Regions from separate parts of the Homo sapiens genome. Here region 1 is linked to region 2. The links are chromatin contacts, found by Hi-C or POLR2A ChIA-PET in ENCODE. All regions are on one chromosome and are shown on one strand. The core of a region is the stretch at or near the end of the contact, and the rest is flanking DNA. Distances in the headings are between cores, read along the strand shown. Region 1 holds the start of LIMD2 (LIM domain containing 2). Region 2 holds the start of MIR142HG (MIR142 host genes).

Evidence for each region. Hi-C counts contacts between places; a loop is a spot of excess contacts on that map. ChIA-PET counts read pairs that join two places held with the same protein, here RNA polymerase II (POLR2A). Pooled maps may share reads with other maps.
Region 1: a loop to region 2 is called in a map with no recorded cell type, with 11 times the contacts of the local background. The contact joins the promoter of LIMD2 here to the promoter of MIR142HG in region 2. A Hi-C loop is called at or near these places in 1 of 37 single-sample maps with no recorded cell type and 8 of 50 pooled maps. POLR2A ChIA-PET finds 5 or more read pairs at or near these places in 2 of 52 experiments (CD4-positive, alpha-beta memory T cell and activated B cell).

Annotation. Positions count from the first base shown.
Region 1 is chr17:63,698,811-63,703,413 of GRCh38, forward strand. It overlaps LIMD2 (LIM domain containing 2), which reads right to left and starts at 1,315. Exons shown (of 5, transcript NM_030576.4): 1 at 1,222-1,315; 2 at 447-538; 3 at 218-259; 4 at 1-128. The coding sequence starts at 488. LOC729683 (a long non-coding RNA gene) reads left to right here and starts at 1,528. Exons shown (of 1, transcript NR_046273.1): 1 at 1,528-3,875. It overlaps STRADA (STE20 related adaptor alpha), which reads right to left. Exons shown (of 13, transcript NM_001003787.4): 13 at 4,022-4,603. RefSeq lists silencers at 194-423, 514-973, 1,064-2,023, 3,214-3,293 and enhancers at 1,728-2,313, 2,314-2,898, 2,694-2,793.
Region 2 is chr17:58,330,844-58,335,670 of GRCh38, forward strand. It overlaps MIR142HG (MIR142 host genes), which reads right to left and starts at 1,677. Exons shown (of 1, transcript NR_186557.1): 1 at 45-1,677. All of the region lies in intron 2 of TSPOAP1-AS1 (TSPOAP1, SUPT4H1 and RNF43 antisense RNA 1), which reads left to right. It overlaps MIR142 (microRNA 142), which reads right to left and starts at 475; the gene lies at 389-475. RefSeq lists enhancers at 565-704, 1,505-1,574, 2,075-2,144, 2,735-2,824, 3,405-3,454 and 2 more and a silencer at 1,685-1,994.

The DNA.
Region 1 (4,603 bases), core at 65-2,564, 5.4 Mb after region 2:
TGACAGTGCTTGCAGCAGAAGCAAGAGTTGTGGAAAATGAGCTTGTCGGCCACCAGCCGCTCCATGGGGTACACGGTCTTCTGGCAGGCGGCGCAGGTCTCCTTCACCTGGGCCCGCAGGCTGAAGGACTGTGCGGGAAGCTCAGCCAGGTGCTGCCCCAGTGCTCATCCCGCTCCCTCACACCCCTCCTCCCGCACACCCGGCCCCAGGCCCCTACCTTGGAGCGCTGCACCGTGCTGCTGCCGCCGCCTTTGGCGTCCTGAGGGAGAGGGGCGGTCAGGGCAGGGGCAGCTCCGGGAGGCCCTGGATCAGGGCTGCAGCCATCAGCCCAAGGCCCAGGGGCGCGCCGCAGGGCACAAAGGGGGCCGGCAAACTCTGATGCCTCTCCCCTTCACCCCAGGCCAGGCTCCTGTCCGGGGGGCCCTCCCACCCAGCCGGGCACTTACATGAGAGGGGGTGGCCTGGGCGGCTCCTGCAGCCTGGAACATGGCTCGTTGGAGGTGGAAGCCTCGGGTGGAGAAGCGGCACCCGCTGGGTTCTGCAAGGGGAAGTCAGTCGGGAGGGCCCCGCCAGCCCGGCCCCAGCCTGCAGGGTGGGGGGTGTTGACAGGCAGGGGCTGGGGGGATTGCGGTTGGGACTTTCCCTAAGTCATTTCCTGTTGCTCTTGGTCTTGCCACTTCCGCCCCTCACCCACCTCCCCCACCCCTGCTCCCCAGGGGCCGGGGTCCCGAGTGGCACCGTCCCTCGGAAGAACAAAGTTAGCGGGAGCGGAGGGGCCGGGGGCTCCCGCGCAGCCGCCGTGTGCGTCCCGCGGGCTGGGACCGCTTGGGGTGAGGGGAGGTCGGGGCCGGCGGGGCCGCGATGAGAAGCCGCTGCCCCGACCTGACCCCGGCCCTCGCTGCCCTGCGCCGCGCCCGGGCGTCCAGGCCTAGGCTGCGCAGCCCCTGGACAGCGCCCGAGGTCCCCGCCCGCCCCGCCCCTCGGCCCCCGACCTGGCCCCGCGAGGACCGGACCCCAGACCCCGACGCCGCGAGCCCCGCCAGCGGGTCTCGGCTCCGCCCAGCCGGGGGCCGGCCCTGAAACGAGGACTCGAGCCTGTGCGCCCCGGGCGAGAGCGGCTCGCAGACTCGCCGGGACCCCACGGGCGGCCCTCACCCCACACCCCTCGGCGCCTCTCCCGGTTCCGGAGCCGGACGCGGCCCCTCCCCCCGCGGCTCTCACCAGGCCCGGCCTGGGCCGCGGGGCGGGATCGGTCTCCGGGGGCGCACGGGTACGAGGAGGGCGCGGGCGCGAGCTGCTGCCGCTACCAGTGGTCCCCGAGCCACCGCCGCCGCCACCGCCTTATCGCTGCACCGCCCCCGCCGGCCCCCGCCCCGCGCCCGCCCATTGGCTCCGCCGCGCCCGGAGCCGCCTTCGGGGCCCCGGCGCCGCCGCCGACCCCCCTCCGCGCTTTGTCTTCCCCTCGCCGCCGTCCCCGCCTTTGTCTGTCCCCCGCCCCGGCTCCGCGCTCCCGGCTCCGCAGCGCCCCGCGGGCCTCGCGCTCGCAGGCCTCGGGTACCGGCCGCGCCGTCTGCCCATCCCGACGGCGGCCCGGCGTGGGGAAGCAACGGTGGCAGGGACAGGATGGAAGGGCCGCGCTCCGCATCCTACTGGGAGGGGACGAGTTCAGGCTGCGGCGGCTGCGGTCGCGGGACACTGGGCGCTCCCGGCCTGGCTCCGGGATAACCGGGCGGGGCCTGGGCCATTCACTGCCTCGGTTTCCCCCGGTTGGCCTCGCGCGTAGGCGCCGGCGCCCCCATCCCCGCCCAGAGCTGTGGGGCCGCAGAGACCCAGCCGGGGCGACCCCGGAGCCTGGCCCGGGGTCCCTCGGGCGGCCGAGTCCTCCCGCCGCCAGGGGCCGCCCCCGCCCCTTTGCGGCCCACGAGGCTGGCGGCGGCGTCCGGGCACGCGGTCTCCAGGCCCGGCCGCGAGGCTGCGGGGAGGAGCCTGCACGAGGGCCCGGCAGCCCCGGCAGCCCCCCCAGCCCTCGGCGCCTCTGCAACCCTGCGACGGGCTGGGGAGGCCGGTATGCGTGGTTCCCGGAGCACCCGTCCCCCGAGGCTCCACGTACTCAAGCGTTTCTGGGGCGGAATTCTGTGGGCAGCAACGGGGGCCCCCTCTCCAACAAGCGCACCTCATTTCTCACGTGGGAGCCGCGGCCCAGAGAGCTGAGGTGACAGAGCTTGGGCCGCAGAGCTGCTCCCTCCCTGCAGCCGCACAGCAGGCCGGAGGCACAGCCGGCGAGAGACGGCCACTCGCTTTGGAGCGGCGGCGAGGCCGGCGCCTTCCCGGGCACCAGGGACTGCGTGGCTTGGCCGGAAATCAGGCTAGAAGCAGCTCCGGGAAGCACAGCCCTTAGCCCAGCGCCTTCCCACACTGTGGCAGGAATAGCACTGGCGGCCCACGCGCTTGTCAGGGAACAGAACAGCTCTCGCCCGACGCCTGGCAGGGGAGCAGGGAGGCTGCAGCTTCCCCAGCGACCAGCTGTTTCCCAGGCTGGCGGACTCCACGGACCGGCTCCGCGTCTCCTCTCCAGCCTTCTGTTCTCTCTAGAGGAAGATCTGCGTTTTGTCTGCACTGTGGGCCGACTCTCTAGTGGGGAGCGTCAGACCCTCTAAAGTGGCTGCCTCTCGGGAAAGCTTCCACACCTGTCATCAGATTCTCCAAAGGGGCTGTTTGATGCAAGAAACGGGAAGCCCCGGGGGTACTAGGAGCAGGGCTTGCTGCCATTGGGCATGGTGAGGCCCCGGCACCCTGCCCAGGACGGGCCTGTGGGCTGAGCTGCAGATGGGCATTGAGGATGCCCCAACAGCAAGGTGCAGAAGGCATCCAGAAGCAAAGGAAACTGATGACCAGCGTCAAAAACAAACAAAAAAAGGGAACTTGGCTCGGCGGTGGCTCACGCCTGTAGTCCCAGCACTTTGGGAGGCAGAGACAGGTGGATCACGAGGTCAGAAGTCCAAGACCAGCCTGGCCAACATGGTGAAATCCCGTCTCTACTAAAAATACAAAAATTATCCAGGCGTGGTGGTGTGTGCCTGTAATCCTAGCTACTCGGGAGGCTGAGGCAGAAGAATCGCTTGAACCCGGGAGGTGGAGCCTACAGTGAGTCAACATGAAGCCAGTGCACGCCAGCCTGGGCGACAGACTCTGTGTTTGTGTGTGTGTGGGGGGGGGAGGGCGGGGCGAGGCGAAGGGAACTTGAGGTTTAAAGCAGGGGGAGGAGGGCCGGAAATGCTCCCCGCCGCCCCCGACACTCACTCGCCCCAGGCCCCATCCTAGCCCAGGGTCAGTGTCATTCCCTTCACCTTAGCCTCTCACTGCCCAAAGAGGCTTACTTTTCTTCTTTAAACTGCTGTTAAAATTTGGGAGGAAACGGAAAGCAAGGGCACCTGATGGTTCAGTGCAGCTTCAGGTTAGAGGGGCATTTGAGGTGCCTGAGCTGGGGGAGGGCCTTCCCCCTGAGGGACTGGGAGAAGGGTAAGCCATGTGCCCTGGAAGCACTGCAGGGAGCCTCAGATTTGCACCCCCTGGCTCACACTCGCTGGCGCCAGCCAGCATGGCAGGGATGGGCGGGGCTGGTTCTTAGGTTTCCTGCTCTTTGGGTGCTAGCACCCAGGGTAAGGAGACACCCATGTCCGGTTGCAAGACAAACCCTTCTACCTCCTTTCCTGCCAAAGGCCACCAGCATCCTCTGCCTCAATCTCAATCTTTGGAACTTTTTAGCTCCAAAGTGGTTTGATGACCACAGGCTAAAATTCATAGTCTTAAAATTTTAGATAGTTAAGAGACAGATCTGTTACAGGTTTTCAAATAAACTGGTCTATCTAGTGTAAGAGGTCACTGCTGAGCTTCAGTGAGCACCCATGGGCCTGCTCTTGGATGGTGGGACAGCTCTCACCTGGGGCAGCACGGCCATCCCTGCAAGCACACACACCAGGAAGCAGCCTGTAGCCCCTGAGCTGACGCAGACACAATGCCATTCTCCAGCAGCGTCTCTGAAAATTTTAATTTGTTCTGACAACGAAACTAACACAGCATAAGGACTTAAGCCCTCAAGCTAGGCAAGACACTGATGGCCCTTGGAGAAAGCACCAGGGCAGCTGGCAGGAGGCGCTAAGATGGATTCTTGGTGGGAAAGGAATGAGGCACACACATAAACCGTGGGAAAGACTTAGGTGTCAGGGCCCAAGCCAGAAGAGGGATAAGGATGGACTGTTCCAGCCTTAGTCTGTGCTTAAAAAGACAGAAATGCCCTTCTCTGGAATTATGAGGGAGAGGTCTGAGGGAAGGGAGGCAGGCAGCTTACTACTTGCCCTTTCACTGACCTATAGCATCTGAGGCATCTGAGAGCAAAGTTAAATAGAATGAGGCTGGTCGCAAGCACTGGGAAGAGGTGGCGGTCCTCGGGTTTAAGGAGCCAAACCCTGGGCTTGGAATTCAGCTCCCAGGGCCAGAGCAGCATCTCTCTTCTGCGGAGGAGGTCACCTGAGCTCACAGGACTGGGAATGTCGGCTTTGGACCCTCCTGATCCCTGGTTGTTGAGATTCCCTTGTGTCTCAAA
Region 2 (4,827 bases), core at 427-2,926:
TTCAGCTCCCCACCCCAGCAACAGAGTCTCAGACAAAAGAGAAGCACAGTCCAGTCTTTATTAGCATTGGGTCCCTGGTCCCACCACCCATTCCCCTCCACGTACCATCCCTTCCCACCCCTTCCTCGTCCTTGACGCTGCGGCTGCATCAGGGTTCCACATGTCCAGCCCTCCCCGCCCCCAAAGACTGCAGGGCAGCAGAGGAGCTGCTGTGGCCTTTCCCCAGCTGTCCGGAACCAGGAAGGGCAGGAAAGCCATGGAGGCCTTTCAGGCATCTGGGCAGGGTAGGGAGGGGCCGTAAGGTGCTCACCTGTCACACGAGGTCCCCGAGCGCCGAGGAAGATGGTGGCGGGCAGCGGGCGGCAGCAGTGGCGTGATCTCCGAAGCCCACAGTACACTCATCCATAAAGTAGGAAACACTACACCCTCCAGTGCTGTTAGTAGTGCTTTCTACTTTATGGGTGACTGCACTGTCTGTCTGTCCGTCGGCGTGTACTCTTCAGGCTGCCCAGGCCTCCTGACTCCTGCTCCAAGAGCCCCCCAGCCCTCCTTGTGGCTTCCTAAGATCCCCCCAACCCTGCCAGGGCCCCCCGAGGGCCCGCCCTGGGCCTTGTGGGCGGTGACTCAGCATGGCGCCAGACTTGCCTCCTCTACCTCCCTCCCCCACTTCCTCTTCAGTTCCCTCTTCCCTTCCCCCTAAAGGCTCCACCCCATCCCCCCAGTTTCAGAGACACTCAGGTAGAGACTAGGGCCTCTGGAGGCCTCACCTTCAGTTCTGTGAACCCCTGGCTGGCCGCTTCCAGCCACGCTAGCCACCCTCCAGCGTCCAAATGAGGCAGCCACAGCTCCCCTGCCAAGGTCTTGGTCTCCAGTCCACCCCAACCGTGAGGTCCTGACTGCCCAGAGCCTCAGTCCCCACCCTTCAGCCTCCCCACCAGCCCAAGATCCTGACCCCCCAGGGCCTAAGTCCCCAGCCTCCCCAACAGCCCAGGGTCCTGACCCCCCAGGGCCTCAGGCCCTGGCCTCCCCACCAGCCCAAGGTCTTGAACACACCAGGGCCTCAATTCCCAGCCTCCCCACCAGCTCAAGGTCCTGACTCCCCCAGAGCCTCAGTCCCAGCCTCCATAGCAGCCCAAGGTCCTGACCCCCCAGGGCCTCAGTCCCCAGCCACTCCACCAGCCCCAAAGTCCTGACTCCCCAGAGCCTTGATTCTCGGCCTCCCCACCAGCCCAAAGTCCTGACTCCCTCACTGCCCTGCTGTTCCCCTGGCAGGAGCCCAAGGCTATCCCAACAAAAATGGTGGCCATGTTGGGCGGAGGAAGAGGCTGGCGCCCCTTGAGACACTGGTCCCACTTCTCAGCCTCTGCGTACCCTCTGCCATCCCCGCCTTACTCTCCAGCCCTCCTCCTTGGACACCTCTTTCCCCGCCTGGGGTCCCGGAGCCATTTTACCTTCCTTCACTAGAGAGGGTTTCAAGGCGCTTTGCCCTGAGCTTCCCGCATGGGGCTTGCACCCAAGCTCCTCGACACCCCCAACGCGCCTCCACCCAGACCAGCAGCCCAAGCCCCTAGAGGCCCCGAGCTGAGGAGCCCCAGTTGGGGCAGCAGTGAAGGTCCGGATCCTTACCTGAGGCTGCAGGGCGGAGGAGAGCTCGCCCTGTGCTCCAGGCTCCGAAGTGGGGTTCCCTTCAGGGAGGGCAGGGCTTATAACCCCGAGGCCACGTGGGCCAGATCTCAGGGCGCCCAACGGTCTCAGAGCGCGCCCCGCCCCCGCCCGCAGGGGATGAGCGCCCTCCCTCCCTCCCTCCCTGGGGAGGACAGACTGACAGGAAACAGAAGGGGGTGGGCCCGCGGGAGGGCTGGGGACCCTCTCTCATGCCCTGGGCAGGTGGCTTCCGGCCCCAGCTGCCCTTCCCCCCGTGGCACCAGCTCCAAGGGATGGCTCAAGAGCCTGGGACTGACTCAGGGCATTGAGGGTGACCCCAGAAGACCAGGGCTCCTCGACAGGGCCCTCGGTGAGTGCCCAAAACGGGGAGTCCAGAATTCCAGCACAAGAAAAGGACCTTCTCTCTGAGCCCCACCGCTGCTGACCTCAGCCCAGAAAACTCCCTTCCCTTCCCAACACTCAGGCCAGGCCCTGGCTCCTCTGCGTGTGCTCCCGAGGGCCATGGAGGTGCTGATGCATGAAGGGCGTCCATGGAGACTGTTGTCCTCAGCACCCCACAAAGCCACCCCTCCTGCAGCCTCAGCCTGCAGGGCACAGTGCGGGGGACACTCTCAGGCCCGGTGGACTGATGGCACTAGGCTAGGTGTTCACGCTCTCTTTGGGACCTGTGGGGACAAGAGGGCAGGGCAGAGCTGGGTGAGGATCAGGTCCTAAGGTGGGGCACAGGTGCTATGCGGAGAGAAGGGGGCTTGGAGGAGTGGCGGGAAAGAGGCTCGAGGGAAGGTTCTGGCGGCCACCGGATGTGGGCATGGGGCCCACCCACCTGCATGCCACCCCCGATTTCCCCATGGGGAAGGCAGGAAGCTGCCCAGCCCAGGGCCCCTGGCTGGGGGAGGGGAGTAGGGTGTGGGGGTGGGCAGGGGACAGCGTCGGCTGAGCCCAGCCCATACCATCTTCCCCCAGCGTTCTCCAAGCCTCTCCATGGGCTTGGCTCTGGAAGCAAGAGGAATGGGTTTGGGGAGGTAGGAGCGGTAGAGAGAAAACCACCCAGTGACTCCTTCCCAGAAGGCCATGGACCTCTTCTCTGGGTCCTCCGTTTAGGCCCACACAGACCTTAGGGAGCTGTCAGATTCAGGGCCTAGAAGAGGACTGGCATGGGGGCAGTGGGGAGGGAGATGGCCCCACATCCTTCCCTCCAGGAAGGGGGTCCTTCAACCTGGAAAGTTGCCCCATTCCCAGGTCCCTAAAATGGGACAGAGAAAGGGGGAATGGGGCCTTTCACCCCCTTGAGTCTAAAGAGAAAGTGGTGAGGAGGGTTGCCTTGCAGGGCCAGCTGGCCAGAAATGGGGCGATACTCCTTTAAGAGACCACCGCTGCCTCTGACCTGGGTGGAGGGGAAGTGGCTGCCCCAGGCGATAAGAGGATAAGAATATCAAAGTTGTGCAGTAACCTGGGTTCCTGGACCCCCATTCTTCAGGGCTCCTCCCCTGAGAGCATCTTACCTCCTACTCCTGCTTATGATGCCTCCATAGCCCTCACTTCAGAGGCGTCCTGTCCCCACAAAAGAGAGTCACAGAATGGGACCCAGGAGCCCGGCTTCTGGGCCCAGCTATGCCATAGACCCCTCAGCATGTGACCTGTGGCGAGTCAGAGCTGAGGTTCCAAGGGACACACATGGCTCCAACAGTCTCCAATCTAGCCCTTCTCCTGTCCTGAGCAGGGTGAGGTGTCCCTGCTGCCTGTTGTCTTGTGACAACAGAGGCTGATTTTCTCTGTACAACCTCAATGCCTAAAGACCACCAATAGTTTTTATTTTTATTTATCTATTTTCTTTTTTTGAGAAGAGAGCTTAGGGCCCAGCTTCTCTGTCAACGGAGCTTCTGGGGTCAGGGGGTTTCTGGATAGTCTAGGCCCTCTGCTGGTTCCCATCCCGAGGCTGGGGCTAAAGAAGGATGGAATGAGGACCTGGACTTTCCCCAGCCCAGCGATGACTCCCGACTCTGCTGGGCCTCAAACCAGAAGAAATGGTACAGGGCCAGAGACAAAATCAAGGACAGGGGAAGGGGCAGAGTCTAAAATAAGAATACAGAGACAATAAGAAACTTTGTGAGAATGGCTAGGATACATGGAATGGGCCGTCCACCTGTGACTGGAACAAGGCTGCTGGACTCGAAGCCTGACGTAGGCTGCCACCACCCAGATGCGTGGCCTGTGTGACTGACCAGCAGGTGCCTGAGGGAAGAGCAGCCAGTGCCTGCATGGAAACACACATGCAGACACAGCGGCCCAGAGAGCCCAAAACATTCAGACACAGACACGCTGTCGCCGACACACCCCGCAGTCCTGTACACACACCTAGAGGAGGCCTATCTACACTCCTGGACACACCTGCGTCCTCCCCAAGAGACACAGGGAGGGTCACCTGGGAATCTGGGGCCAGTGCTTGACAGGGTGACTGGAAGGAGCTGGGGGTGGATTCAGAACATAAGTACCTCTGTGAGAGTGGCCTGGCTCCCACTCCTGCCTCCAAAGCCACCTGTTGCCTGAGTTCCCCAGGATGAGAAAAACCAAACCCTTGATGTCTTTGTGGAGAGAGGAGTTCAAGTTGATACTTCAAACTCCGCCTCCTTGGCGGCCGATCCAGGTTCAAGCAGGCTGTCACTGGGCAACCTTGGCTCACTTGGACTTGCTGTCAAAAGTCCCCCACGGCCCTCCCTGGTTCTGACATTCAGATTCTTGCTCAGAGGAAGTAGGGGGCGGGGGCGGCAGGAACAAGGTGGGAACAGCCCTTCATCAGGATAGAGGGATCTGGGCTTGGAATCCTGGAGGGCTCCAGGCTCATGGTCCCTCACTGCCACCCCCACCTTACCGACCTGGGGGACAACCATCTCTGTGTGCCAAGCTGAGGCTGTGGGTAGGCAAAGGTGAGCCGGCAGAGAAAAGGACACAGGACCTGTCCTTGGGCACTCCCAGCCTGATAGGCAGTGTGTACGAGTGTGTGTGTCAGTGCAAGTGAGTGTCTTGTACCCAAAGCAGGGGCAGAGCTTCAGGTCTGATGGGGACACTTGGTTCCTACTTCTAGTGAGCACTGAATCTGAGGGTGAAGTAGACACACACATCTACATTTAACATAGTAACGGCAACAGGCACAAGGCCATCCCA